Regions from separate parts of the Mus musculus genome. Here region 1 is linked to region 2. The links are chromatin loops, found by intact Hi-C in ENCODE. Cell type or tissue: heart. All regions are shown on one strand. Links, peaks and the distances in the headings refer to the core of each region. The heading gives the core; the rest is flanking DNA. Region 1 overlaps Nsmaf (neutral sphingomyelinase (N-SMase) activation associated factor). Region 2 has its middle 60 kb from the start of Nsmaf.

Evidence for each region. Peaks named below come from ENCODE experiments on the same cell type or tissue, not always from the same donor. Only the 100,000 strongest peaks of a DNase experiment are listed, where the experiment ranks them.
Region 1: a loop joins it to region 2, with 7 times the contacts of the local background. A loop is called at or near these places in 14 of 42 quality-filtered maps.

What each region holds. Positions count from the first base shown.
Region 1 is chr4:6,427,483-6,442,740 of GRCm38, forward strand. Nsmaf (neutral sphingomyelinase (N-SMase) activation associated factor) reads right to left here. Exons shown (of 31, transcript NM_010945.2): 2 at 13,418-13,507; 3 at 10,561-10,639; 4 at 10,372-10,439; 5 at 10,260-10,296; 6 at 7,575-7,625; 7 at 5,781-5,852; 8 at 5,348-5,395; 9 at 5,198-5,250; 10 at 910-1,039. Among named protein-coding and RNA genes, the nearest start is that of Nsmaf, 19 kb to the right of the region's middle. In heart, for the core only: CTCF peaks have their summits at 7,216 (motif pointing right) and 9,406; no DNase peak of the experiment used is centred there; H3K27ac peaks cover 1,173 bases.
Region 2 is chr4:6,506,592-6,521,849 of GRCm38, forward strand. It overlaps the pseudogene Gm11803 and the pseudogene Gm11801. Among named protein-coding and RNA genes, the nearest start is that of Nsmaf, 60 kb to the left of the region's middle. In heart, for the core only: CTCF peaks have their summits at 6,590 (motif pointing right) and 8,402 (motif pointing left); a DNase peak (open chromatin) is centred at 6,580; H3K4me3 peaks cover 249 bases.

The sequences.
Region 1 (15,258 bases), core at 3,668-11,667, 79 kb before region 2:
CATACATTTTCTGCAAGTTTCTGACCAAAAATAGTAACAGTAGCAGCCAGTATCAGAGAACACCAAGCCAGCCAGCCATGTGCCATGTCATTGGAAGCTTTGCCCAGTATGTGCCGCCATCTAGTGAACAAAAGTGTTATGACACCATGTCTGAGTGAGGTGTTTAGAGCCAATGAAGCCTAGACAATTTCCAGAGCATTCTCTTCTTCCACAGAAAATGCCCGCCCCCTGTGGTTAAGGTTCCCTGCAAACGGCACAGCTGTGTGGCCAGAGAGACGGGACTTGTCCTGCTAGCATGGCCCACACAGAAAAGGCCCATCTCTGGAAAAGCAAGCAGTGAGTCTCTACTAGTGTTAGTGTGGTGTAGAGATCTGAGTTTGTGTTCACTTCCTGGCATAGTTTTAGGTCTAGTGTTCTCAAAGAGAAGATGATTTCCTAGATGGTGGGAGGGGACGGTCCTACAGCTGCTGACTGTGGCATCATACATGATGCCACACTAGCTGTGAGAACCTTACACCAGCACTCACGGAAGCCAGAGACCCACTGTCTGCAGTGAAGGAGAAGCAAGCAGTCCCCCTCTCACCATCAGCTTCTCATTCACCACAGCCTTTTCTGGGTGTCTTACCCCGAGCTTCCCAGCAGGAGGAGAAGTCTCATCCATAGTCAGGAGGGGCGGACTTTCTTTACGCACTACTGGGTACAAGGTCCTTCAGAATGGCTGAAATACGGGGGAGTGTGCATCTACTCCAACTACACAGGGCACTAGGAAGCCACACTGCTACACAGGGTTGTCAAACGACTTTGACCTTCCCCAAGATGTGAGGGCATAGTAACTATAACATCAGGTTCCTGGAAAATTTAGCTGAAAGACAGAAGCAAGCACTGAACATGGCCCCGAGATCTACGTACCGGGTACCCATTGAGAGGCTGGAAATACAGGCTGGTGTCTGTAATGCACACATGCCCAGGGTTCGTCACTAGAGGTGTTACCATCTCTGCTTTGCACTCCATGTGCAGCTTTTCAGAAACACTTTGGAACCTGCAAAGATGTTTCCAGCAAAAGTAAGAAAAGTTAGGAACCAATCCACTGCCTCGGCTTAACCTCAGTGTGAGTGAGCTTGCTTACCTGCCGAAACACTACAGTCATCAAGTGGCTGCTTAAATAAGGTTGACATGCTTTCAAATGGCACAATGGAGGCCTGGCTTGTTTATTAATTGAAGAGCTTACATATCACAGAAACAAATGTCTCCTAACTGATCAGTCCTGAAGCTCTTTCTCCATCATGTGACTTCCTACTTTTATATTGTTAAGACCGACTTTTAGAGCCTACATAAAGAGCAGCGGTGCTACGTTTTATGCCAGCACTAGGAGGAAGCTGAGACAGGAGCTTGGGCCACAGAGAAAGACCCTACCCTTAGCACACTTCCTTTATCAGGGTTAGAACACATAATTACAATTGCTTTTAGGTCAGTTTCATTTCTCCATATAAAACCACTCAAAGATGCCTTTTCTACTCCTAAAATGCTTAACTAAAAAATAACTCCATTTCTGATTTGTGAATTTAAAAAGTAGTGTGGAAACAACTAAATTATCAATATTCTTGGATGATTACTTTGTTAAATAACTGGATTAACAGTAAATCTCAGGGTCTAGAAGTGCAGCTCGGTGCTAGAGCAGCGCTGATCATGCTGGAGCCTGGCTCAGTCCTGGCACCGAGATAACTAAGGAAAGAATCTTGTTTCCAGGGCGTGACACTGGCACAAACTTTCCTCTGAGTATGTGAAAACGCGAAGGGACCCCTGAAGTTCTTGCCCAATGATAGAAATCAACTGGCAAGTGGATCATCCTCATGAGTCCTTAGAACCAATCAGAAACCCAAGAATGCAAACTTATTTAAATGACCTTGACTGCAAGAGGGAAGAAACAGACCAACAGGTCAGAGGCAGGAGGAGGGTGGCTTCACAGTGGTGAGACAGTCTCTAGGCTTGGACAGCTCCAGTAATTCTACAATTGTCGCTGTCAGCTTTAGTGTGTCTCTCCAGCAAATGACAAATGAATCAAGCAAGCACCACAATGGTCTGCACCCTTGGAAGGACCCTCAGCCAACTAAAAGGGAACCAGTACTGCAGACAGGGACTCAAGAACTGTATAAGTTTCCTACCAGGAACCAGGAAATATTCACCAAGAGCGACCATGTATTGGACTATGAGACAAATTCAAAATTCAAAATTCACACCAGAGGAGTGAAATACAAAACATATTTACTGATCAATTATTAATAACCAGCAACAGAAAGATAGCTATAAAATCCTCAGCTGTGTGAAAACTAAGCAACATACTTTGAATCACCTATGGGCAAAGGAAGAACTGGCAGCATTAATTACAAAGTGGGTGACTGAGACGGGTCCTGAAGTCCTTCTAAGTCCTTCTAAGTGGGGACCTTCTAAGATGAAGTGCTACTATAACAAGGAAAAGTCTGATGCCTGCTCCTACAGCCTTGCTCCTCGCAGCTACAGGAAGCCTCCTTTGTGCTCTATAAGCTGGAGAAAGAAATCAGAAAAGCAGACATAAGCTTTAAATAAAATGGAGGAGCAGAGCAGTGGCATGAATGTGCCAAGGAGCATGGCAAGATCCAAAGGAGACTGGAAATGCATTAACAAACATACAACTCATAAGTCATAGGATATCTGTGTTCATTACATTATCCTTTAAGGTTGTCAGAATTTGAAACTTTTCAACATAAAAAGTAGGGAAAATATAGCCCTATTTCTTCAATAAGAGGCATTTCTTCAAAAATATGATGAAAGCTTATGTTTGCGAGTTTACTTTCCTTTTTTAGAAATGCACATTCTAAAAATTTTATACATTTCTAGTATGCACATAACTAGAATATCTCATTTTATAACTACAAAAATTCCTCTCTAAATCCCTCAGTATAACATTTTGGGTTCAGGACAAGTAAATCAAAACTTTCAAAGTGAACCACTTTTTAATTTTTTTTAAGATTCATTTATCCCCTGTGGTGTTCATGAGTCTTGCCCACATATATATCTGTGTACTGCACGTGTGTACCTGATACCCTAGGAGGTCGGGTCCCCTAGAAGTGGAGTTATAGACAGTTTGTGCCACCAGGCATCAATAGTTATTATAAAGATAAAATACAGAAGAGTATGGCATAAAAATATAGGCAAGTAGCCCACATCTAATTAATATAAGGCAAGAAATGAAATATATCCCCAGACTGGAATAATAAAGAAGCACCATTATTTTCAGAAAATGTATTGCATGCTTAATTAATAAAGCTAAGAAAATCAATGTGAAAACCATTAGAACAGTAAGTGTACTTTCTTGGCCCTGTGGGAATGATAGGAAAGTACTCTAGTCAATTCTAAGGGCCAAAGAAAGACTCTCCTGAAGAACTAACAGCTAAGCTAAAATCAGAAAGCCCAGTTATCCAGGAGCAAGAGGCAGGAACACGTCCTAGTCATGAGAAACAAGGGGCTAAGAGGAGGGAGCAGAGGAAAGAGAATGTGAGGGAACAGAAAACAAGAAGTCTGTGACCAGCAGGATCTGCTCGGTTCCAAGCAGCCAAAGCCCAGAAACTCACAAGAGCAAACATCTGTCTGGAGCTGTGAGCAGCGAGCAAGCACCACCACGGGAGAGGCTGAGACCATGCCAGGATTATACAAGACCATGTACAATCTTGTACATTGTAAGTTCCAACAGTCAAGGGATAAACGTGTTCTTTACACAGGGCAAAACTTAGCATGTCATTGGGTTCAGGGATGACGAGGAACTGAGGAGGGAAGCCGAGCACTGAGAAGATGGACTGAGGCCATCATAGTGGAGAAGACAAGTGGACAGGCTAGAGAGACGGTCACAGTGGGGATGCACGGGCTTTATAGTGGCAGAGGTCAGGAAGGAGAAGGGCAGAGGAAGCTCTGGGGTCTCTCATTCATAGGCTGAACCATCCCCTAAGAGGAGCAGGTTGGTGTAAGATGAGATGAGTGTAGCTCTGTCTGTGTTGCTGGGACCAGCACTCACAGCCTCACTTGTTCCTCTCTCACAGCCTCACTTGCTCCTCTCTCACAGCCTCACTTGTTCCTCTCTCACAGCCTCACTTGTTCCTCTCTCACAGCCTCACTTGCTCCTCTCTCACAGCCTCACTTGTTCCTCTCTCACAGCCTCACTTGTTCCTCTCTCACAGCCTCACTTGCTCCTCTCACAGCCTCACTTGTTCCTCTCTCACAGCCTCACTTGTTCCTCTCTCACAGCCTCACTTGTTCCTCTCTCACAGCCTCACTTGCTCCTCTCTCACAGCCTCACTTGTTCCTCTCTCACAGCCTCACTTGTTCCTCTCACAGCCTCACTTGCTCCTCTCTCACAGCCTCACTTGTTCCTCTCTCACAGCCTCACTTGTTCCTCTCTCACAGCCTCACTTGTTCCTCTCTCACAGCCTCACTTGCTCCTCTCACAGCCTCACTTGCTCCTCTCTCACAGCCTCACTTGTTCCTCTCTCACAGCCTCACTTGTTCCTCTCTCACAGCCTCACTTGTTCCTCTCACAGCCTCACTTGCTCCTCTCTCACAGCCTCACTTGTTCCTCTCTCACAGCCTCACTTGCTCCTCTCTCACAGCCTCACTTGCTCCTCTCTCACAGCCTCACTTGTTCCTCTCTCACAGCCTCACTTGCTCCTCTCTCACAGCCTCACTTGCTCCTCTCTCACAGCCTCACTTGTTCCTCTCTCACAGCCTCACTTGCTCCTCTCTCACAGCCTCACTTGCTCCTCTCTCACAGCCTCACTTGCTCCTCTCTCACAGCCTCACTTGCTCCTCTCTCACAGCCTCACTTGCTCCTCTCTCACAGCCTCACTTGCTCCTCTCTCACAGCCTCACTTGCTCCTCTCTCACAGCCTCACTTGCTCCTCTCTCACAGCCTCACTTGCTCCTCTCTCACAGCCTCACTTGCTCCTCTCTCACAGCCTCACTTGCTCCTCTCTCACAGCCTCACTTGCTCCTCTCTCACAGCCTCACTTGTTCCTCTCTCACAGCCTCACTTGTTCCTCTCTCACAGCCTCACTTGTTCCTCTCTCACAGCCTCACTTGTTCCTCTCTCACAGCCTCACTTGTTCCTCTCTCACAGCCCAGCCTGTTCACTGCATTCTAATCAGAAAAAAAATATATATCAAAATCTTACCTGTTTTTGTCAAATGATGTCCTAGCCAGACGTGACTGCAAGATAGCTGTTATCTATGAGAAAACCATTTTAAAAATATGGATGTGAGTCTAAGTGAGATAAACAAAAGTTAATTCCTAACCAAACATAGCAATTGCTCAGGACACTCACCATGGCCATTTGGTCACCAAGTTTATCAAGGCAGGATGCTCTGTGCAGCTACAATGTTACAAATACACACCATTAGTTTTTCTTGAAGATAGTGACAAGTATTTGTTTAGAAGCGCTGTAAAAATACTGACTATTCTGACTTAGAAACAGTGAAGATTCTGATATGTCTAGCTTTTCCTTCTTAAGTTTTCAAATTCAACAAATTCAAGTAAATCTGCAGCATGTATAGGAAAGTGACGATTACTTGTGCACTATGAAATACAAGGTTTCTTGAGCCTTTAGTCCCAGTACAAGGGAGGCGGAGGCAGGAGGGGGGCCAGGCTCAGCCACCTGAGCTCTCCTGCCTCAAAAACCAAAAGGGAAAACTAAACCAAAGGTTTCCGACTGGCTCTGCTCTGTGTTCTGCCGGTGCTAGTGTGGAAGGCTGGCTTACCTGTAGCAATGTCTCCACAACATCTTCCACCTTCCCAGAAACTTCCAGTTCAAAGACATACTCCATTTTTCCCTAGCAGGACAGAAGCAGCAGCTTGTCAGCCTGATGCTGTAAGAGCATCTACACAGCAACTGCCAATCTCCCTCCGCATTTCTTGTGGCCCAATCACGTCAACATATGAAGTCAGTCACAAAAATGCAAGCGTATTGTTTGTGTATGTCTGTGAAAGAGTACCTGAGTGGAATTCACACCCAAATCACTAGAGTCAGTCAAACAGATTAACCTCTTCCATGTGAGTCTTGTCTGTCAAGGGCCAAGGAGAAGAAAAGACCAAAATCTCCCCCTTTGTGACTGTCTCCATGCTGGACACCGGCTTCCCTTCCCTTCAGACACAGAGTTCTCACACTGTTGGCTCTTCAGAGGCTGGAAGTCCACCTCACCTCACATGTTAATTCCTTGTAATAAATTCCTTATATCACTCTCTGCCTTAATTTCCCTCATGTACTATGTGTACACAGACATGCACAAGGACTCATGTGCACAAACATACACGCATACATATACACACACATGCTCATAATATATAAATATAATATCCTGATAATATGTGTTCTTAGAGAACCCTCCCATGAACCAATAGCTATGTGGCTAGCAGTTGAAATACAGCTCTGTACTTTGGATAGTCTCAGCGAAGCTACCTGGTGAAGGGTACCCAGGTATGCTTTCGACTTGAAAGGAGGGTAGTCTATTGCTCATAGGGGTTTTTGTCAAAGAGTAGAGGCAGTGTCACAACAAGAGAACAGTCACAAGGTGAGACACACTTAGCAGGTAGGAAGGGACAGTTACACACAGTGGATATGAACTGCACTACACGTTCTCTTGTCTATAAACTGCATAAGCAGTTTATGTTTCATATGCTACTGGAGAAGATACAACAGGCTGGTCTGCAAATGGAGCTGACTCAGCATGTGAGGCTGGGTTTGCACAGACAACGTGGCTTTCCTAGTTCACAGAAGTGTCCTTAGAAGGAGCTAGCTGCATATGCCCCTTAGTGCTGTACTACCGCCTTTAGTAGGACACAGTCCTGCTGCAGTGGACTAAGTGCAAAGGATACCAACAGGAGAGCCCAACAAGTGCCTACGCGTCCCTGAAAACAAAGCCTTAGACCGTCTACAAAGTTAAGACTTAGAAAGCAAAGACTGGGATCAAATATAGGATACATCGAAAACTGTAAATATTTCTTGAATACTCTTAAAAATAAATTTTCAGTAATGTTAAGCAAAAAATTTTCAGCAACACATAGTAAATATGCTTACAAATTTACACATTGAAGCTTCAGTTTCTTTCTGTTTAAAAAAGATGTGTTTGTTTTTATTGTGTGCGTGTGGATACTTTGCTTGCACACATGTGTATCATGTGTGTGCAGTGCCTTCAGGGGCCAGAAGAGGGCAGGAGAGCCACAGGCACCGGAGTTACAAATGGTTTTTAGCTGCCAGATAGGTAAGAAACCCTGGTCCTCTGGAAGAGCAGCCAGTGCCTAACCCTGAGCCTTCTCTCCATTTCTTTCCCTTCTAACACCATCTCTAAGCTTTTGCTATTAGGACTAAAGCCTGTGGAGTGCAGGGGTACTTTTGCAATAACTGTTAATGAACTTTGTTTTTTTGTTTGTTTGTTAATGAATTTTGAAATACTCAGCATTACCATATTTGATTAAAGATGTTAACAAAATCATAAAAATCTTATTCATCAAAATCACTACATAAACTTCAATAATACATGAGAGGCTTTACCTACCCGCTCTATCTTATACGGTGCCACAATGTTGTGCTCCTTAATAAAGTATATCTGAGAAAGACAAGGCAACATTGAAACAATAATCAAAAGCTTTCACTAAAAGAATTCCTATAAAAATTCTATGAACTCGAGGTTTAAATTGTTGTTACACAATCTCTATTTGCAAAGGTACCCATATTTATATTAGTATGGTTTTAAAGTACTGACATTGAAATCACAAATGTTATATTAAAAAGTGAATCACCAATAAGTGGATACAATACATCTTGTAAATGTTATTATTTGTACCAAGTAGTCAATCACATAAGGCTAGGAAGTTGACAATCCAGGAGACAGTTCTCTAACAAATGGAAAAAGCAAAGGCATGGAGGTATGACACATTCAAAGACATCAAAAAGTGATGTCACCTCCCTCAAGGAGCATAGCCTCATGGTGTCTGCATGAGGCCACCACTCCACCTGCATCTTAAAACTATAGAATCAATACCACCATCTCCAGAGTGCATCATACCTGGACTGTTATTTCCTGCCTTTCCCCTCATATGTAACTCCTCCCCTCTCCACTGTTCCTGAATCTCAAGGGCAGTTGTTCTAGCAGTGTTCAGAATGCAGACACTGCTCTGTCCCTGTGTGTTCACTAACTGCTCTGAGGAGAGCTAGAATGGCACCCTCTTCCATTTCAAACAGGTAGCCACATTGATGGTATCACACCATCCTCTGGCCATTTGTCTGACCGTTGTGTAGCAAGACTCTTTGCTAGAGTTATTTGTAACTTCTTTGGGCCCTTAGCCACCCTTTATCCCACTAAACTACTGAAGCCACTCCTTCTGAGACCTCCAGGTCACCAAACCTCATAATCAATTGTCTAGCCTCTGTGGCTGCCATGGGAAGTTCTACCCTGCCCCAGGACTTGAAGTTCCTTAGAAACCCCAACTCTTCCTTTATCTTTCTGGCTTCAGCCTCATGAAACCTAGACAAGAACACCCTGGCGTCTGCTCCAAGTCTCGGGGAGGTCTACATACACCCCATTCATCAAATCTCCAGCAAGCTTTTCCTCCCCATGTGCCCCAGCCCTGGCCTTTTATTTCAGTAAAAGGTAGCCCGATCCAGCTGGTCAGAAGTCTTTCTGGGTTGTCCTGTTTTGTGTGCATTGCCAGGCTTTTCTGCAGACTCACTCTCACCATCCTGACCTAAACAAAGCACCAGGGTTTTGGTGCCCCCAGACTCTCATGGCTCCACTCTGGACCATCATCAGAAAGACTGCAAACACACACAAACCAGGTCAGAGCCGCTCTCTTCCAGCTCCCGGTGGTTTCCTTATCTGCTCTGACTCTCCAGCCTTCCGCTGGGTCAGAGCTCCCCACAGCAGTGGCCCTGCTCCTACCCCAGTCTTCCTGTAGTACTCGCTCTGCTCTGAATCTTCTGACTGACCAGCTCCTGTGTCTCCTAGCCTGTTTATCTAAAACAGCACCGCAGCAGTCCCTAACCTGCCCCACTCCCGCCCTGCCTCCACTTCCTCTGTAACATTCATCACTAATTCGAACTAGAAAAAGTACCCTTTCCTTCCCAGCTATGGAAGGCCTGCAATAAGCTCAGGATGTACTAAGAAATACACACTGTGCACACAGAGCCAGGGTTAATAACAGCGCCCCCCACGAAGCACATGGCAGGAGCTGATTGCACCTGGAGCATTAAATATGGAGTTGAAGATAGTTCATGAATCTTTGCTTTCCTTAAAACTGGAATTCCAGAAGGCACTAACAGAAAGTTATTTAAGCCAAAATCTAACAGATTTCATAAGATAAATGTCAGCACATGTTTCACAGTGTTCTAGGAAGGAAGGGGTCAGTGATTCAGACAGCTGGGGTCGCTCTTTCCCTCTACTCCTGAGATGCTCCAGGCACTGTGCTGTGCAAATCTCTGCACCCAGTGCTCAAGAGCAGGCATGTCCCCAGAGGCGTCCTGCACCCGACTGAGCACAGAATGATGAGTGATGACTGGGACACTTTAGAATGCACAGGACTTAACCCAGCTAACACATCCTCAGACAAAGTATGTGACGTTGCAAGTCAGAGGAACAATGGAAGACCTCTGCCCTTTCTTTACTTAGTTTTTTCAGTCTACAAACTAACTAATGATATGCCAACAGAAAACTACATTTTAATTTCTAACGTGATGCCAATACTGGTTTGAGTTCAACTGTGGATGCATAAGTATGCCAAATGCGGCATGCATCCGGAATGAACAAAAACAAATCCTGTAGTCATTCCTGAGAGGAGGGACTCCCCTTCCTGAGGCACGCTGGGCTGTCATGTAAGCCTGAGGTCACTGAGGCAGCCTGGCCCTGGCTTCCCACCTTTACACTGGAGGCCACAGAAGGAACTGCTGTGCGCTCATTCCAAACCTCCTGCAATGGGCTCCTGAGGACCAACTGCAATTCTTATACTTAGTAAAAAGTACAGAGGCTACTGTGAGAAAAACCTTAGTTTTTAAAAAGTTTATTTCTCAATGATCAAATTCTCTAGGCATTTAAACATCTATTGCAAGTGTTTTCAGTTGAGATTTATATGAATGAATAATTTCATCATGCAAAAAAATTATACACACTAACATCAAAATCTTCACACAAGTTTGAAAAATTACATACTAACATTTTAATAAGTATTTTTACTAAATGCTTTCTTACCTGACTGAAAATGAGTGAAATACCCCATGATTTTGCCCTGAAATGAAGATAAAAATCATCAGATATATAACATCTTTTGTTGAAATAAAATTAAAAGTGAAAAATGACCTACTTTGCAAAGTGTTTATTGGCTCCATTTTCTCCATGTTTTCCTATTTTTAAACAGTCTCTCAAAGGAATCTGGATAAAATTGAGAGAGATTATTATTAAAAAAAAAAGTAAAGATGAAAGTACACAGTCAGTCAGACAGACAGACACACACAATTAGGAATGTTTCTGCTCGCATTCAAAACACCTTTACCTTAAGAATGGGCTGAGATATTGCATCTGGTTCAAAAATCACTGATTTTGAACATATCTTTAAGGAGCCTCTGATTTTCCTGGAGCCAGAGGAGAAGAGACAGATTATCTGATGAATACCAAGACAACCTCAAAAGTTATTTACTTTAACTAGAACATGGATTGCTAAGGTGTCAGCTAGTCAAAGCTCAGCAGTGAGAGAAAGGCTGTGGCAGAGCGGTGACCATGACGGCCACCACGACCCTTTATCGCACGCCACTCTCAGGAGGCTGGAGAAATACGCACGGGCTGAAGTGCAACCCCGTGAACCCATTGATTACTAACAATTATCAACATTATCATTATTGTTATTTTGAATCTTCACAACCGCTCTCCACATAACCACAGATGTGTTAAGTAAACAGGAAGATACTAGAAGGTTGCAAACTAATACTACACCACTTTATGAGGACCTGAGCATTCAAGGATTTATGAGACTCTAAGGAAAAAAATCTGTGAGTCTCTATCTGTATATAACTTAGAACATATCTAAAGTGTCAAAAACAAAACAAACAAACAACCAAACAAACAAAAATCCCACTAAAACTATGGTCGTTTAGTCTGAGGACATCCTCCCAACTTCCAGCGCAACACTCTCTCCTCTTGTGTGGAGGACGTTTGCTGGAACTTCCTGGTTACCTTCACTACTCAATACACCACTGAACGGATGAACAGGGCTAACAAACAGGGGCCACAGTTCAGCTTACAACTCTGCTTTCTCAAAGAGTTTTGAAATTTTACATTTTTCATGTTATTACGTCCATTTGCTTTTAATATGTGAACATACCCAAGAGTAAAACTTTTTAATAGTATAAAATTTCTAAGTATATGCAAATAAAATAGAAAAAGCCCACCCATATACTAATCATGGGATTTTAGCATTTGTCAATATGTGGTTATGTTTGCTTCTTGTATGAACCTCTCCTTAGCCCTGCTGGTCTACATACAGCCTATAACCAGAGACACTTCCATATAAGTCTTTAAAGAAGCACCTCTTCCTTCCTTTCTTCTTTCCTTCTTTTCTTTTCTCTTTCCTTTTCTTTCCTTTTCTCTTTCCTTTTCTCTTCTCTTCTTTGTTTTATAACATAACATTTTTATTCATTTTTTAGGAATTCCACATCGCGAACCCTAAGCATACTCATTTCCCAGTCCCCCCAGGGCTGCCCACCACCACTACACAATGATCTCCTCTTCCCTCAAAAAAGGAGGAAAATACCCAAATAAATCCAATTTCTGTTGCCCATATCCTACTGGAGAATGGTCAAGACTCTGGTGGCCAGACACTTAGAGAAAACTGAGTCCTTGCCTGCCAGTACCACTGTTAGAAGCCATCAACTGTGGCGAGCTATACCTCAGTACCTCAGCACGATTTTAAGAGTTCTCTTCAGTTCTTCCATGGCTTTCTGTCTGGACTGTTACGGTTGCTTGGTTGGTTGGTTGGTTGGTTGGTTGGTTGGTTGGTTGGTTGTTTGGTTGGTTGTTTGGTTGGTTGGTTGGTTGGTTGTTTGGTTGGTTGGTTGGTTGGTTGGTTGTTTGGTTGGTTGGTTGGTTGGTTTTTTGTTTGTTTAGACTAGGTTTCTCTCCCTGGGTGTTCTGGAACTAACTCTGTAGAGCAGGCTGGCGCTGAACTTACCGAGATCTGCCTGCCTCTGCCTGGGGTTAAAGGTGTACACCACCACTCCTAGCTTACTTTTTACATTTGTTAGTCTAAAATAATTTCCCCACACCATGATCTTCATTGTGCTTTTTGCAATACTAGGACAGAACCCAGATTCTCTGGAAAATTCTAGACAAGGGCCCTCCCACTGTAGCAGTAACCTCACGTCCCAGCCCCATAAATGTTGCTTACTACATCTGTGTGATATTCCTCTGCTGTGTCCTTCTTTACAGTGTCTATGAGATAGGTCAGATTCTGTTCCCTACTCAGGCAATGCCTCAAGGCACGGACACACAGTGTCTACAGCAGACACAAGGGACTTGAGATGAGATTAATCTTAACGTGCCCCCTACAAAAGCTCTCTGTAACCTCTCCCCTAATGGTTTCAGCAGCCCTTGGAGATTATGATCCACCAAAATTATGGTACAGTCTCTATGAAGAGCCAGACAAAGGTATCTTTATAGATCGTACAGACACAGGTGATCAAACATGGGCCATACAGAAACAAATGGCAGTGGCTGTTCCAAAACAACCAATAAAATTGGAAGGTCACTCATGGGTCCAAAGACTCCGTGGTCTGCTGGCCCCGCAGACAGACCCATGGCTTCATCAGGGGTTTAAAGGGTGTCACTCCATTATATCCACTAGCTAGAATATTCCAGATAAGAATACGTTCATATTAATCAGCAATGTAATGACACTGAAGTACAATTTGTACAAGGAAAACAAGAATTCAAAGACAAAAACAGGCTTTGATGCACAGCTTTCAAAAAATGAATCAAAGCGCTGGATCGGTCTTTACAGGAGCAATTCAAAGTCATGGAGAAAGCAGACTTGCCTGCAGTTCACACTATTATTATTATTACTTCACTCTGAAGAGGGTGACATTTCTCACTGCTCCATGGTTTATGAGCAGTACTTGACTGTAACCCAGTGACTGAGAGCAGGGGGCACCGCGTGACAAGGAGACACAGGAACAGAGTGATGTGCTAGCCCACGGGCCTGCTCAGCAGCTTCATGGGAGCCAGAACCATTGTTAGCTGTGTCCCCATCTCACTGCCTAACTACAAGCAGAGAAGAGCGGCCGCTATGCAGCCCTGTGTTTAGTGTAAAGACGTCAGGCCTCAGAGTCCTGTGACCAGAGCTATCTGAGCTCACTCACCTTTCTTCCTGGCTGCCCTGGTGCTGGACATGGAACGCTGTGTGCTGCTCAAAGTAGTACTCCTCCAAGTTGAGAAGCAGTAAGGAAAACCTAAGCATGGAAGAGGAAGACAGCTTGTGTGGCATCTAGTTTACAGAAAGCGTTAAAGGCTTTACACATAAAATGCCTGCTCCCAAATCCCCAGGCAGCACTCCCTCCTGAAGCCCACGCTCCTCTCGCCCTTGCCCCAGACGGAGTCCTTCTCAAGTTAACTGCGCTCTCCTTAAACAAGTCCCCAACTGCGTCCCCCAAGCTCTCTCTCCCACTCCCAGGAAAATTTCATGTCAGTGTCCCCTGACGCCACAAGCCAAGCTACCCTGCCATACCCCAACACCATGTCCCACACAGACTTCAGTTTCTGTGACTCCTGAGAACCAATGAGCTCTACGAGACAGGCGTGAAGATGGTTATAACCAACCTGATGCTTTAGATACCACACATGTTTAATAAGCAAGACAAATCTACTGAGTTGAATAGTTCCTTGAGTTTTAAGGGCTTTGAACTTTAAAAGGAAGACAGGACAGAGACGTAAAGTGGGCAGGCAGTTCCTGGTCCAGCCTGATGACCTGCCCACTGACCTCCACACTCCTACCATGGCACATACCCATGCATACACAACTAAAAAAATAATCATTTAGTTGAACTGCTACAGAAATAAGTATAAAACCAAAAAATGAATAGAAGCGTGTCACTGGCTGCAGAGTATGGGCAGGGAACACTGGCAGCACCTAGAGTCCCCAGAAAGCTTTCAGGCAGGGTCAGACTTTAGATGGACCTAGACGCTCTGCTATCCCGGAGGGAGATATCTAGATTACATGTGAACCACACAGAATATTGTTTACTTTGCCTCTTCCTGGAACAATGCTAAGGCGTGAATAAAATATTTTAAAATGATAAAACCCAAAGACATCAGCAAACTAGAGAAAGATTTAAGCCAGGAAGAGATGTGAGCCAATCTGCAGGAGGCAGAAAGCAGATGGGAGAATTAGCCGCACAGAAATCATTGTTTCCGGAGATGGAATCACTTATCAGAAAGCCAATGACAGAGCAGGACTTCCCCAAACGCGGACCCTGCAGGGTCACTGTGCAGAAGTCACTCCCACACAGGCGGCTTCTGATATGAAAACACAAGCCTCAAACAGGCATAAACATACAAACTGAAGTACCAGAGACAATGCAGGGTCAGAAGGAAAGGTCACAGACAAAAGGGGCAGAGTGATAACCAAACTCATAATGTCCTGCACTCAAAAACACCCTGCCCCAAAGGACTGACTCACAAGATTAAAATTAATGAATATGCTCACAGTCAGCTAATGGATGGATCACAGGGCTCCCAATGGAGGAGCTAGAGAAAGTACCCAAGGAGCTAAAGGGATCTGCAATCCTATAGGTGAAACAACATTATGAACTAACCAGTACCCCGGAGCTCTTGACTCTAGCTGCATATGTATCAAAAGATGGCCTAGTCGGCCATCACTGGAAAGAGAGGCCCATTGGACACGCAAACTTTATATGCCCCAGTACAGGGGAACGCCAGGGCCAAAAAGGGGGAGTGGGTGGGTAGGGGAGTGGGGGTGGGTGGCTATGGGGGACTTTTGGTATAGCATTGGAAATGTAAATGAGCTAAATACCTAATAAAAAATGGAAAAGAAAAAAAATTAATGAATACAGGAACCAGTTTTACCATCTAAGTTTTATTGACCTGTCCTCCAGTTTAAAATTTCTAAACAAAAATTAGTCATAAATTCGAATTAGTCTCCAGTTTATTTATTTATTTTTTTAATTAGTCATAAGCTAAACTT
Region 2 (15,258 bases), core at 3,552-11,551:
CTGTTGAGGGGCATCTGGGTTCTTTCCAGCTTCTGGCTATTATAAATAAGGCTGCTATGAACATAGTGGAGCATGTGTCCTTTTTACCAGTTGGAACATCTTCTGGATATATGCCCAGGAGAGGTATTGCTAGATCCTCCGGTAGTACTATGTCCAATTTTCTGAGGAAACTCCAGACTGATTTCCAGAGTACTTGTACAAGCTTGCAATCCCACCAGCAATGGAGAAGTGTTCCTCTTTCTCCACATCCTCTCCAGCGTCTGCTGTCACCTGAATTTTTGATCTTAGCCATTCTGACTGGTGTGAGGTGGAATCTCAGGATTGTTTTGATTTGCATTTCCCTGATGATTAAGGATGCTGAACATTTTTTCAGGTGCTTCTCAGCCATTCAGTATTCCTCAGGTGAGAATTCTTTGTTTAGCTCTGAGCCCCATTTTTTAATGGGGTTATTTGATTTTCTGGAGTCCAGCTTCTTGAGTTCTTTATATATATTGAATATTAGTCCCCTATCTGATTTTGGATTGATAAAGATCCTTTCCCAATCTATTGGTGGCTTTTTTTTTTTTTTTTTTTTTTTTGTCTTATTGACAGTGTCTTTTGCCTTACAGAGGCTTTGCAATTTTATGAGGTCCCATTTGTTGATTCTGAATGTTACAGCACAAGCCATTGCTGTTCTATTCAGGAATTTTCCCTCTGTGCCCATATCTTCGAGGCTTTCCCCCACTTTCTCCTCTATAATTTTCAGTGTCTCTGGTTTTATGTGGAATTCCTTGAGTCCTGGATGTTTTGAGTTAGAATCTTTTTTTCATTTTGCATTTTCTTTGATTGTTGAGTCCATGTTGTCTATGGAATCTTCTGCACCTGAGATTCTTTCTTCCATCTCTTGCATCCTGTTGCTGATGCTCACATCTATGGTTCCTGATTTCTTTCCTAGGATTTCTATCTCCATAGTTGTCTCCCTTTGGATTTTCTTTTCCTTTCTTTCTTTCTTTCTTTCTTTCTTTCTTTCTTTCTTTCTTTCTTTCTTTCTTTCTTTCCTTCTCTCTCTCTCTCTCTCTCTCTCTCTCTCTTTCTCTCTCTCTCTCTCTCCCTCCCCCCCTCTCTCTCTTTCTCTCTTTCTTTTTCAGAATAAACCATTTTTATTTTAACTCACAATCACAATAGTTAGTTCAATGAGACCAAACACTTGCCCAGTAACCAACACTAAATGCAAGCCTCAGTAAACATCCATAGTTATATCTCTTTCATGGCCATTCCAAAGCAATGGAGCTATTAGAAATACAAGGGTCCACACTTGTACTATCAGCTATACAGAACCAATTTTACATCTCTTCAGCTTGATTTTTCTTGATTAGATTATTTGCAATCCTGTATTGCCACAGTACCTCATTGAAGTCCTCACAGAGCTTGACATCACTCTGGTTCTGAGAACACTCCAGAAACTGCTTGATCTCTAGAGAGCAAGGTCCAAAAGAACGCTGGTTCTGCAGCTGGGCTCCTGGTAAGTGATGTCAGGCTTTGCAGGCTCAGCACTACCACCTGCGCTGAAGCCCCCAGTGATGGCGTGACCCAGGGTATGCCCCACTACAGAGCCCATGGCCACACTGGTAGCCAACTGGGCCATGAGGCCTGGCTGCTGGGGTGCAGTGGCAGGTGAGCCAACTGCAGATGGTGCAGCTGCTGCTGGAGGCTGAGCTGCAGGTGCTCTTCAGGGAACAGCCCTCACTTGAGGGGCTTGGCTAGCTAGCTGGAGGAGTCACCCTGGAAGTGCGGTTTCGGCTTCTTTGTGGCATCCTAACTGCTTGGAGTCTCACCGTTCAGTGAAGACAAACCTTATGCTTTCTTTATAGTTTCTACTTCCATTTTTAGATCTTGGATGGTTTTGTTCAATTCCATCACCTATTTGGTTGTGTTTTCCTGTAATTCTTTAAGAGATTTTTGTGTTTCTTCTTTAAGGACTTCTACCTGTTTAGCTGTGTTTGCCTGTAGTTCTTTAAGGGATTTTGTGTTTCCTCTTTAAGGAATTCTACCTGTTTAGCAGTGTTCTCCTGTATTTCTTTAAGTGAGTTATTAATGCCCTTCCTTCTTAAAATCCTCTACCAGCATCATGAGATATGATTTTAAATCCAAATCTTGCTTTTTGGGTGTGTTGGGGTATCCAGGACTTGCTGTGGTGGGAGTACTGGGTTCTGATGATGCCAAGTGGTCTTGGTTTCTATTAGTAGGATTGTTAGGTTTGCCTTTTGCCATCTGGTATTCTCTGGGTTAGATGTTCTAGCTGTCTCTGGCTGGGACTTGTTCCTCCTGTGATTCTGTTAACTTCTGTCAGCACTCCTGGGAGTTCAACTCTCCCCTGAGTCCCAGTGGTCAGAGTACTCTCTGCAGGCAAGCTCTCCTTTGGTGAGGAAGGTGCCCAGAGGTCTGGGTCTCAGCTCTGACTCCTGGCTAAGGATAAAGGTCCAAATGGACCCTGTCCAAGAAGCTCGGTTGTTTCTGTGGCCTGTGCACTCTCCTATGCACACTGGTTTGAGAGACCCGGAATATAAGATGATGCTCTGACCTGAGTCCCGGGGTCAGAGCCCTATCTGGAGGCCGACTCTCCTCTGGCAGGGAAGGTGTGTAGGGTCAAAAACAGTTTTAAAAAAGAAATTACAACTCTAACTAAAATGCCATCATTCAAATGCCAGGCAACAATTCTTAAAATTCCATCTTCTTGGTTTTCTAAGAAGCTTCGTCTTTAACCCATACCAGTGATCCTGGTTCCTGGGTGTGCTAGGGCACTTGGGGCGTGGAGAGTCCTCTGGGGACTGTGGGACCGTCCACTGAGTTTGTGCCCCAGGGGGCCCGGGGCTGATGCTGACCGGACGAACCCCAGCTGCTGGTCGGTTGGGTTTCCTGTGTCCCTGCTCCTGCTGGCACAGGCCCCTCCAGTTGTTTTGGAGCAGATATTGTGTTCCACTCACCAGTGATCCTAGGATCCTGGGCATACTAGGGCACCTGTGAGGGGAGAGTCCTCTGGGGACCGTGGGACCGTCTGCCGACTTTGTGCCCAGGGTTGCCCTGGGCTGGCACCGGAAGGAACCCCCACAGTGTCTTCTTAATAGAGTTAATTGAACTATTCTATATTTTCAGTAACACTATTAAAAAAAAATGAAACCACAGATAAGGAGAGATTTCTCTGAAGTCATGATATATGTGAATGTTGATATTGTTTTGGTGAAGATGGTGGCTGTTTTATTGTTGGACTTGGTGTACTCAGATAACTTCTGTGATGGTTAGTCTTGGTTATCCACTTAACAACATTTGGAATTAACTAGTGGCATCCCTGATGAAAGGACACAAAAGAAGGCTTTAGCTTTTTGCTGCTTGCCTTTACTCTGCCTGTTAAGTTCATCTTCTCTGTTTCTGAGGTTAGTGTTAGAGATAACTTCTTCAGGATTCTAAGTTAGATGGAAGACTAGAAGCTCTCCAAGAGTGCTCCAGGCCTGCTGGCCACCCAGCCTTGTAGACTGAACGACTACAGAATTTTCAGCCTGTCTCTGTGAACTAGCCATTGTTGGACTACGCAGACTGCATCCTGTAAGCCAGTCTAACAGATCCCCTTTTAGTATCTATTCTCAGTTCTGGTTTTTAGGGAGCTTTGACTAATATAATTCCACATTGCACTACAGAGATCTTTGCATTCTCATGGATACTGCTGCTTTGTTCACTACAGCAAGGAAATAGAATCCATGTACCTTTCTATTAACAGATGGATAGGTAATGAAAAGCTGTACCTATTTGAAGTGGAATATTATTTAGCTCTAAGGAAAAATGACATCACAAAATTTGTAGAAAAATAATGGACTTAGAATGTACAAATGGGGTCACACAAGGGGGGGATGGCCTGCATGTTCTCTATCACACAAAGGGGGGGGATATAGCCTGCATGTTCTCTATCACACAAAAGGGGGGGATGGCCTGCATGTTCTCTATCACACAAAGGGGGGGGGATGGCCTGCATGTTCTCTATCACACAAGAGGGGGTAGCCTGCATGTTCTCTATCACACAAAGGGGGGGTGGCCTGCATGTTCTCTATCACACAAAGGTGGGGGGATGGCCTGCATGTTCTCTATCAAATGCAGATCCTGGTCTTTATTCTCTACCTGTCCACTGGTGAACAAATGTGTACGTGGTGTAACACTCAAAAAGATAACAAAAAGTATAATTAAAAAAAAAATAAACCAAATACATACTAGTGAATCCGCATACATAGTATGCATCAAGTATGTATTTTGGATGCTGTCTCCAAGTATTACATATTTTCAATGCAAAGCAACTCCTTAAGTGGGTAGTCCATATGTGATTCCACAAGATACTCTTTCTGAGGCCTGAATTTTCTGTCATGTATTTCACTGAATATTCCTATAGGATATAGTTCAAAGAGTAACATGTCAGGAGTTTTTGAAAGCACCAAGAAATGTGCTTTTTTAAATGGATGTTATAATTCTAAAATGTATCATTTCCTGAATAAATTGTACTCCTTTTAAAAAAGATGGTGTAGTCAAGGCTGCCTTTATGAGGTGGAAAGACAAAAAAAGAAAACGCTGTATTCCACACTGAAAAGGGGAATGAGCACTTTAGATGTGGGTCTAAAGTGAGAGGATGATGAGCAAAGTAGAGACTGTTGTGCCCGGAAGCATTCATGGACTCTAAAGAGACCACCAAGAAACTGGTTCCGATGCAATTGCATTTGGGTCTCTTTATTCAAGCTCCAGCTTGGGCTCCCTGCCAATCCTGACACAGCAGGAAGGTGGAGCTCCGAACCTAGTTTTAGGCAAGCATTTATATAGAGGCAAGAAGGAGGTTTCTAGACGGGTACACATCTGATTATGTATGGGGCCGTTATGGTTGGTGCTGGGATCCAAAACATAAATTTAATTTTTGCTTTTCTCCTGATTGGTGGTTGTTAGGAAGTGAAGTGTCAGGAGCGGGCTTGTAACCTGGGTACACAGATTTGTTGGTGAATAACATGGAAACTGGTGCTAGACACACAGTCTTGTTGGGGGCGTAGCCTGGGGCTAGGTACTGGCTTGTTAGTCAACCTTAGGTCAGGTTCTTTAAGATGGAGTCTGAACCCAAAAGATTTGGTCTCTCAAGACCAAACGTAGGAGGAAGCAGAGCTAGAGGCACCCAGGAGGGCAGAGAGCACTCTGGGAAGGTAGGCAGAGTGAAAGTTGTCTATTCCTACCCTCTGGACAACTTTCATAGGCAGGCCAGATAGCCGCAGTCAGACAATCAGCCCTGAGAGAATAACATTCCTGTAACGTTATTCCAAGACGCTGGGCAATGAAGAATACAATCTTTAGAGTGACTCTTGCTAAAAGATGAGCTACTCCAGAGGACCTAGGTCAGGGAACACGCTAGGGATGGGGAGCCCCAATGTGGTCAGCTGGAGCCCCCATGTGAGGGGGAAGTTCCAGTCAGGCAGTTTTGGAGGGGGAGGATAGGCACTGAGAAGGTGAAAGGTGGAGGTGGCAAAAGCTGGCTCAGGTTAGAAAGGTCAGGTTAGTCCTGCTCTTCTCACTCGCAGAGATGCAGTGTGGCAGCTTGAAGGGGTCCTTGCATGGATACAGTCAGGGAAGTGAACCCCAGGAAGAGATAAGAATAAAAATATGGTGGGGCAGTGGTAACACATGCCTTTAATCCCAGCGCTTGGGAGGCAGAGCAGGCAGATTTCTGAGGCCACCTTGCACCCTGGTCTACAGGATGAGTTCTAAGACAGCCATGGCCACACAGAAACCCTGTCTCGAAAAAAACCAAAAAAAAAAAAATCTGGTGCAGACTGACTTCATCAACCTGGATCAGACTCCTGAGAGGTTAATGAGAGGGAGTTCAATGTCAGCATAGTTAAAACAGTACAATTTGGGGAGAGATTTTTCAAGCAATGATCAGGTGCACAAGAAAGCTTAAGGTGTGACTACATAGAAACTCCTTTACAAAGCACACGCGACTATGAGGATGGATGGGCTCTATAGTCAAAAGGCCTAGAATCTAGTGCAGTCTCTGACCCATAGCATAGACTTGTGACATCCACCCAAAAGATGAGTAATGGCCTCTGGAGGGAAGTGAGTGGGACGATCATTTTGAGGGAATTTGGGTGGGGTTTGCTTGTGTTGACATAGGAAAGGACATTAATAAAATCCACTCAGAGCTTTCTGGGCAGGAAAACAGGTATTTTATCTCTCCATTAAGAAAGGGCCTCTGTTTGTTTAGTATTCTTGATTGTCCTTAATGCTTTTCTGTGAGTGCAAGGGCCTCTGTGTTCCCAACAACTCTGAGGTTGAAGTCAGCAGATGTGATGCTCAACTGCTGCGGCCATGTGCATTACCCACCGTCATACGACAACTCCGGAACTTCCAGGGCAGCGTTCATCTAGCAGGATGATTAGCACTCCCGAGGTTTTGAAAGTATGGATCTCAGCGCTGTAGCTGCTCCTCACAACCACAAAGCACTCCAGAAAACACTCTCCCAGGAGCAGACCAGACATCTGGGAGGAGTGAGAGAGCCTACCCCGCCCACAGACTGCAATGATAAGCGTGACCAGCAGATGTCCCTCTTTACCTACAGAGGTGAAAGCAGCTCTGGCCGATTTCACTTGTCCCACATAGACCCAACAACAGCATAAACAATGGGAAAGACAAAGTCCACACAGCGGTCCACTCCCTTTCCCCAAGTTCTGGGCATGTAACTGTCAGTTTCCAGTTTTCAAGGACCAGAAATAAACCGTCCAACGCCTCATTTTCTTTTCCGTTGGCATCTCGTCCCCTTTCTACGCTTTCAGCAGTAATTTTACCTCTTACATTTAAATAGTCGTTGTTCTTCATGCAGTTATCTGACTTAACGTATACATTATTAAATTACTGGGCAATATTTTTGCTTTACCATAATTTATTTATTTCTTCCCCCCCCCGTTCTTTCTTTCATTTCCCTTGTGTCTCCTTTCCTTTTTCTACATGTAACAGTATTCGACTCGTTAGCATGTTGTTGTTCTAAGTACACGTATTTTTATTTCACCTCTTACATTTATTTGATTTTATTTTTAGTCTCTTTCATTACCAGAAAACGTCTCTTGTTTTGTTCTTAATTGTAGTTTCTATCTTCACATGCTCTTTTTTCTTCCTTCTTTTTTAACCTTCTTCCCTACTCAGTGGGCAGCCGCTCACTGTAGTGATTTCTTCTCAGGCTATACCAGCTGCCTCCTAGACATTTCCTGGCACTGCAGAGTAGTTCTGGGAAGGAGGGGAGTGTAAGAGGCTGAAATGTGTTCCCTGAGAATTCATATTTTGAAGCTGCAACTCACAGCATCACAAAAAGGGACCGTATTTGATCACAGGCCTATAGGGAATTGATTAATAAACTGGGGTCATTTAGTTACAGCTTAAGCCCATGCAACCTGTGTTCTTCTAAGACGGGGTGATAAGAACACATGCACAGGGGAAAGACACAGGAAGAAGACAGCCACTTACAATCCAAGGTCAGCTCTCAGAAGAAATAGACTGCTCAAGGCGGGATCTCAGATTCTAGCTCTGGAATTCAGTGAAAATCTGTTTCTGTTGTTTGAGTTTGCGCTACTTTGTTGTGGTGGCAGGAGCAGTCCAAGATCCGTGCTTACTATTATTTTTATGGTCTTGGCTGTTATTTTGTTATTTGTATCACCCTGTCATACGTGCCCACAGTGCTGGCAGGGTCCTTCAGTACAATATTCAGTTGGCTATAAACTGCTTCCTACACCTGGCCTCCTGCCCATGCTTGGAAACTATTATCATTTTAATCCTCATTGCATAGCCTTCCTATTAGATCCTGATGTATATTAAAGGATTATGCCATTTTAAGCTAAATCTTGCTGATAATAGGCATTGCGCACTGGAGTAGAAATGGAACATTAATTGCAAGCATTGAGAATCTTAGGAGAAGTTTTTAATGCGAAATGCAAGTTTTAAGAGTTTGAGGCATCAAAGCTTGATCAGATGGGAGACTCCAATGCTCACACAAGAAGGACCACGCCACTGGAAGAGTTCTGGCAGATGGAAGGGCTGAGAAACTCTGTGTACACTCATTCTATTTAAAATCTCCTGGTTTGTTTAGCTTCACTAATTGAATCAATATTTCTTGTGCTCTCTTTCTCTTTAGAAAAAGCAAAAACACAGCACAAACAGAATGCCTTAGGCATTTCTGTTGTGTTTTGCCTTTGGAAGATTTTTTTTTTTTTAGTGTTAGAATTCCCTCAGTCAATCCGCAATTCTTTATTAAGTTTTAATGTGGTTTAAACTCTCCATCTGTAGGCAATTTATCCTCTCTCCAGTCTGGCAGCAGGGCCAATCATTCCCTGTAGTGTGGTTATGAGCTCCCTCTGGTGGTAAAAACTATAATGACGCATTCATCGGCAGCATCTGCATCCGTTTCATCTCTAGTGATGTCTGAGACCTGGACATCAAAGCAAAGCAATACAATGGCCGCAGACAAGTTCAGCTTCACAGTCAAGGCCATTACTCAAATGCTGCCTGTTGGAGAAGGACCTCATGCCTCTGCTAAGGAGAGCCTGAGAGATGAATTTTGTATTTGTATTGTGGATATGTTCGGCTAGTTTTAATCTAAAATGATGAGAATGAAAGATGTAGGTTTGGTGTTATAGTGTGCTCATATTAAGTCATTCTCGAAAACAGGGACATTGTGACTTTCAGGGACATCAGTAGTTCCTTTCTAGACTTTGGGGTACTAACTGACACAAGGTTAGAAGAAAGGGCTCAATGACCTCAGACTGAGATGTCACTCGCTCACAGTTCTTCTATGCATTTGTGTATGGATGCAGAACACGATCTATCTATCTATCTATCTATCTATCTATCTATCTGTCTGTCTGTCTGTCTGTCTGTCTATCTATCTATCTATCTATCTATCTATCTATCTATCTATTATTTATCATCTATATTCTATGTATCTATCATCTGTCTATAATCTATCACCTATTTATCATATACCTATGTATCTATCCTCTGCCTACCTATTATTTATCTTCCTTCTATCCATCTATCATACTTAACATCTGTCTGTCTGTCTATCTATCTATCTATCTATCTATCTATCTATCTATCTATCTATCTAATGATAGCAAAGCCCATACCAAAAAATTACCATCTTAACCATTTTGAAGTATACAGTTTGGTGTCTGTGCCATTTACACTGCATCTTTGTATATAAATATTCTGTCACGGCCTTCATTTTGTTAATGTATTCAAATTGTAAAGTAGAATTTAAATACTTCACTGTAGTTTGAAAATTTATGGTCTCTCCAAATTCAGTTGTTTGACCTTTAGCCCTCACAGTGACAATGAGGAGGTGAGGAGTCACCACAATCCCCTGATACTTTGATTTTGAGTGCCCTCTTCCCCTCATTCCACAGAATGGTGAGAAATGAATTTAGATGTTAATAAACTCCCACTCTATGACACTTCATTATAGGAGGCATTCTATGACCATGTTGAAACAAAAAACCCCCAATAACAATATTATAAAATATATTAGATAACTGATAAATTAACACAGACAGCATAGAATAAATGTAAAAATAAAGTGCAAACTAGATACACATCCAAATAGGAGTTTCCTCATCCAGAGTTATTACTTTGGAAAATTAAACACCTGTTTAATGATTGGATCTAAAGCTGTGGTGCTTCCGTCTCCGAGTCCAGAGCCTGTTTGTACTGGTGGGATGACAAAGTCCTCCATCTTCAGGATGGAAATCACTTTTCCAGAGATAGAGGCAGTGTGGTTAATAAAACAGATTAAGTAATGCATACTTAGGTGAAAAAATAAAGCATCATGATTAATTACTGTTTTTAAGTAATGTATAAATAGATTTTTTTACATCTTTTCGAAAAAAGAAGTTTAAAATTATTTTAGGAAATGCTAGCATTTTTGTAATAAGGGGTGGGGGAGGGAGACCTGTAGGTTATTTAGAGGTTCCAAGCTACTTTAGTTTGTAATTTCTCATTGGAGAGGATTTACCCTCAAAGCAAGAGGATAGTTGAGATGGATACTCACTATTATTAGACTGCACCTGTATGAGAAAGTAGACACTTGGGAAGGAAGCGACTAGGAATGATTACACTGGGGAACAGTAACTCTGGACACAGGATACTAGATGTTGTGTCTTTTTTGATCCGTTTCAACCATCAGGGAAGAGCTGTATAGAAAACAATCCTTAAGATAACATTCATGAATCTTTTTAAAATTAAAAAGTAAGTTGATTCTTTTTTTTTTTTTTAAAGATTTATTTATTTATTATATGTAAATACACTGTCTTCAGACACACCAGAAGAGGGAATCAGATCTTGTTACGGATGGTTGTGAGCCACCATGTGGTTGCTGGGATTTGAACTCTGGACCTTCGGAAGAGCAGTCGGGTGCTCTTACCCACTGAGCCATCTCACCAGCCCGTAAGTTGATTCTTATCATAAGTGTAAAATCACATGATGTTAAACAGTTAACTGATAGGAAGAAAGACCAAAGGAATGTTGGATCAAATGTTAATATGACTTTATTTTTATATAAATAAGTATATTTGTTGATGATGGGAAATATGTATCCATGAGAGAAGTTCTAAAATAAATAAATTCAACGTCTACAACTTGAATATAATTAAAGTAACTTTAGATGGTTAGAATTAACCTTTGACTTGAGCTGCAAGTCTTAGATTTTGGCTATGGATAAGTTCTTGGTAGTGAATGAAGAAATTACCAAGTTTTAAACTGAATAGCAACATAAAGGTAGACTTAAACTTTTTAATACACCATTGACATATTTTATAACACTTTTGAATTTTTGGGAAAAATGGTGAATTCTCTTTTCAGAAAAACCTCTCTCTGTCTCTCTCTCTTTGTCTCTGTCTCTCTCTGCCTCTCTCTTTCTGTGTCTTTGTCTCTCTCTCTCTTCTGACATTTTTCAGCTTCTGGGTGCCATATAGATCATACAGTACTAATTTCTGTTTTCCCTCTTAGACTTTATTTTTCCAACTATGAAACAAATAACTTCCTGACTCAGCTAAAAACTGCAGAAAGCCATGTTCAGCTTATGCAGGGTTTTCCTCTCTCCACTACTGACTCTTTACAATGAAATTGAAAGTTTAGAGGCAGCTTACAGAAAGTGAAAGTTAGAAGCAGTTTGCAGAAGGCCATTAAGATAAAACCAGGCAAAAGCCCAGATCATGAAGCAACAGGGAAAAGGGACTAAGGAGAGGAAGTGACAAGCAGTCTCTCATCTAAGATCCAAACTGGTGGCCTCAAGAGCTAGGAGCACAGTGGGCATCCTGAGAGCATACCTTCTGCAGGTTTTCCGTAGGAGGCAGGAGCAGTGAAGACACTGGTGGAATACATACAGTGATGTCTCACCTCAGAGTGTGCTTTAGACATAGACCTCTTTTTGGAATCTTGGTCCCAGCTTGGTGATGTACAAAGTGATGGCACCTGTCAGAGATGGGGTTTAGTGGAAAGTAAATAGGTTTTAGGGGTACTGTTCTAAGAAGCAATTGTTAATGTTGGTCTTGTAGAGTGTTAGCTCTCTACAGAGTAAACTGCTAATAGGAAGAGCAAGTTGCCCCCTACTGTGTTGGACTCCCTGTCTTTCTTATTTGTGCTTCAGCCATGACATCCACCAGAATACTCCTACCATTGTCCAGTTAGTATTGCTGACCAATTTTGAACTGTGAACTAAATAAATATCCTCTTTTTCTTTTGAATATCATGCCTTGCTGTGCTTATTATTATTTGGGGGGTTGTTACAGCCCCTTGTTGCTTTTAAATGTTTATTTTGGATTTCTACCCCACTTCAGATCATTTTGTTCCTGAATAAAAGACACAGGAACCTTTAGATTTATAATAAGCTTTAGGGCACTGGAGCTTGGCAGATATCAACCCTGTATGCTAATTTGTCTACTTCACTGTGGGGATCCCTGATATATCACTTGCTGTGTTCCTTCTGTGCCACTCCCACTCCATCAGGCCAACCCCCGTGGCCTTGTGCTTAAGATTCACGTACCCTATGTCAACTTCCTTCTTCCTCCTCCTTGCTCTTCTTGTGATCCCCTGCCTGAGAACCCAAGGATGGGAATCCGTGCTCTGTCTACCCTTTTCTGCTTAGCCCAGGCTGTAGTCATCTTTATTAAACTAATCAGGGATAACTTTGGGGCAAGTTTAACACAACACAAGCTGGTGGACCTGAAAACTCACTCACCTTGAGGCAACCAGGTGTTGGGATACAGTATTTAGCATTTGAACACAGAGCAGCATCAGACCAACCCCTGCAATGCCTATCCTCAGACATTTTGTTATAGAAACAGGACAGGGATTGACATCATTGTTCAGCACAAACAAGAGATTGTTTAAAATATGATGCATATAACTAGTATATCTTTAGCCCAAAATAATGAGCAGAGCCCTGATGTCCTGACACAGTTTTGGAATTCCAGAACTTGGTGTAACAGGCCCTAGACCTTAATAGGCCCCCATACCTTAGCACAACTGATTCCAGGATGGATGTATCATCTAGACCATAAAACTCAGCAGGTAGGTAATATAGTTTGCCCACCAAACAAACAAACAAACAAACAAACAAAAAAAACAACAAAAGAAAAAACAAAAAACACCCAAAGATCTAGTCCATCAAAGTCCATAGTTCTGGAGAATCTCTGAATACACTAAGCTTGCTTTTTGGCTTCTGTAGTTTTGCTTCTTGCTATTTGCTCTTGCTAACTAAAGAGGGCCAACCCAGGATGCATGCTTTGGTGTTTAAAAGCTCATTCTGAGAAAGATTCTAGCTACAATAGGGTCCTGAACACTCAGTGTAGCTGCTGTTGGGCTAACAAAGACTTTCTATTTCTTAAACCTGTGTCGGAGTAATTGTCATGACATTGGGAGGCAGAGGCATGCAGATTTATGTAAGTTCAAGTGGCAAAGTGAGACCCTGTCTTAGAAAAACTGATGAAAAAATTTATTGAAACATTTTTTTAAAATAATGTATGTGTAGAAGAATTGCTTTGTCTTGACTTCGTAGGCCATCTTCTAAGAACATCATCCTCTCAATGATGTAGGAAGCAATTATCCATCAGCATAGCAGTTGAATATGGTAGATAATGGCTTTGTTATGGCAAGTGTTGTTTCCTTTCTCCCCCAACCCCAGCTTCTGAAAGACCCCCAATTCTGGAGAGACTCTTGCTCAAGTCCTGTGATGAGCTGACACCCTAATAACTTGAGAGAAACCGTTCTTGATGCAATATCGCATGAGGTTTATTCAGGTATCAGCATGCTGAGGCTGAGCTCATAACCCACACAGGGGCAGAGGAGATCGACCCCCAGCAGTTGCAGTTGAGGGTTTTTAAAGAATAAACTGCAAAGTGAGGATAAGACCAGAAAGAATGGGGATGCTGAGTAAACATCGTAAAAATGGGGATGGTGAATTACAGCTCATCTGTCTCTCAGGCTGAATGCGAAAGAACAAAGAACTCCATGCTGGGCTTCATTTCTAGGGGTCTAAGAAACACATTGAGTTGGGGTCTTACACTTCTAGCCTTACTTAGGAAAGAACGTGTTTGTGCTATACTTAATTCTTCCTGGTAGTTACTTTGTAACATTAAGTAAAATCCTATTTATTGATTTCTAAATTTTAAGTGGATTTAAAATTTAATTTTAGAAGTAACAGTGATGCTCATTTTTACAGCTGATAGATTTTAGCTGTAAAAATTTCCAATTAATAACTATTCTAGTTTCTTATTGCATCCGTATGAATTTTCCTTCAAGTGAATACATTAGCATCATGATATTACTACTCTGACTGAGCTCAATTTATGCTGCTTTAACAGAATACCTTGGACTTGGAAACTTGTAAAGAACAGAAATTCCTTGGTTTGTTGTTTTTAGAGGCTTAGCCATCCAACAGTTTGAGGGGTCATGCATGGTGAGATTCTTTCATACATGGTTCAAGTCTTGGTAGAATGGCAAAGTGGAAGTGAATTCAGGACAAGAGAGGGAAGGAGAAATAGAGGAAGGGGGAAGAAGGGAGAGTGAGAGATAAGGGAGGGAGGGAGAGGGAGAGAGAGAGAGAGAGAGATACATTTTATTCTCTATCCATTTTATTCTGCTCTCTGAAGAGTAGCATTAATCAACATCCTTAGGGCTAGCAGCCCCTCTTTAGTAACCCCACCCCCACCCCAGGATTAGGTTTTCAGTGTGGGCTTCTATTTGGAGGACATAATCAAACCACAGGGGTCTTTTTCCTCCTTTTGTAAATTACACTTTCATTTTTACATCATAAATGTTACTAAAGGTTGCCCCTGTGTGTCTGCCTGTTCTTGTGTCTACCCTCATGTGTCTGATTCTAATAAAAGGCTTTTCCCTGACTTTTATTGAACAGTAAAGAAAGCATTGAATGAGGAAGGTACAGGGATATTTTACAGAACTCTTTCACATCGTTCTACAAGGGATTAGGTCACTGCAACTGACCCAGATAACAAATAGTATCATAAACATTTTTTTTTATCAACTAACAACCATGTTGCATTCATATTTATGGTAGATTTTCATTTGTAAGACCTCTTTGTAAGACCTATGTTTGCTGTTTTAAGCAAATAATTATCATAAACCACATGCATTATGTTGGGTAAGAGGCATAAAAGAATGCATGAATTAAGATTGCAGCTGTCTATTAGCTTAGGTTATAAAAGTTGATAGGGTGGCAAATCCAGTGCAAGTCAGTTTGATTTTTACATTGTTCTCTTAAAGTCAGATGTCTGAATTCCTGTTCTATTGTTAAGATGAGACACCATAGCCGAGGAAGTTTATAAAAGAAAGTATTTGATTGGAACATTGGGTACAATTTAAAGAGTTCATGATCACCATAATGGGGAGCATGGCATTAGGCAAGCAGTCACAGTGCAGGAGCATAGCTAAAAGCTGATATCTGATCCATAAACCTGAGACAGAGCTAGAGACTCAGCCTGAAGAGGGCTTTTGAAACCTCAAAGGCCACTCCACAACGGAGCACCTCCTCCAATAATGCCACACCTCCTAATCCTTCCTAGACCAGTTCCAGCAACTGGGGACCAAACATTCAAATACATGAGCCTATGGGAGTCATTCTTAGTCAAACGATAGCTGGTTAAATAAACAGGTTGAACACACAGTAGGAGAGCAGTTTTAAGGTTAAAGTGACTTGAAAGTGTATTA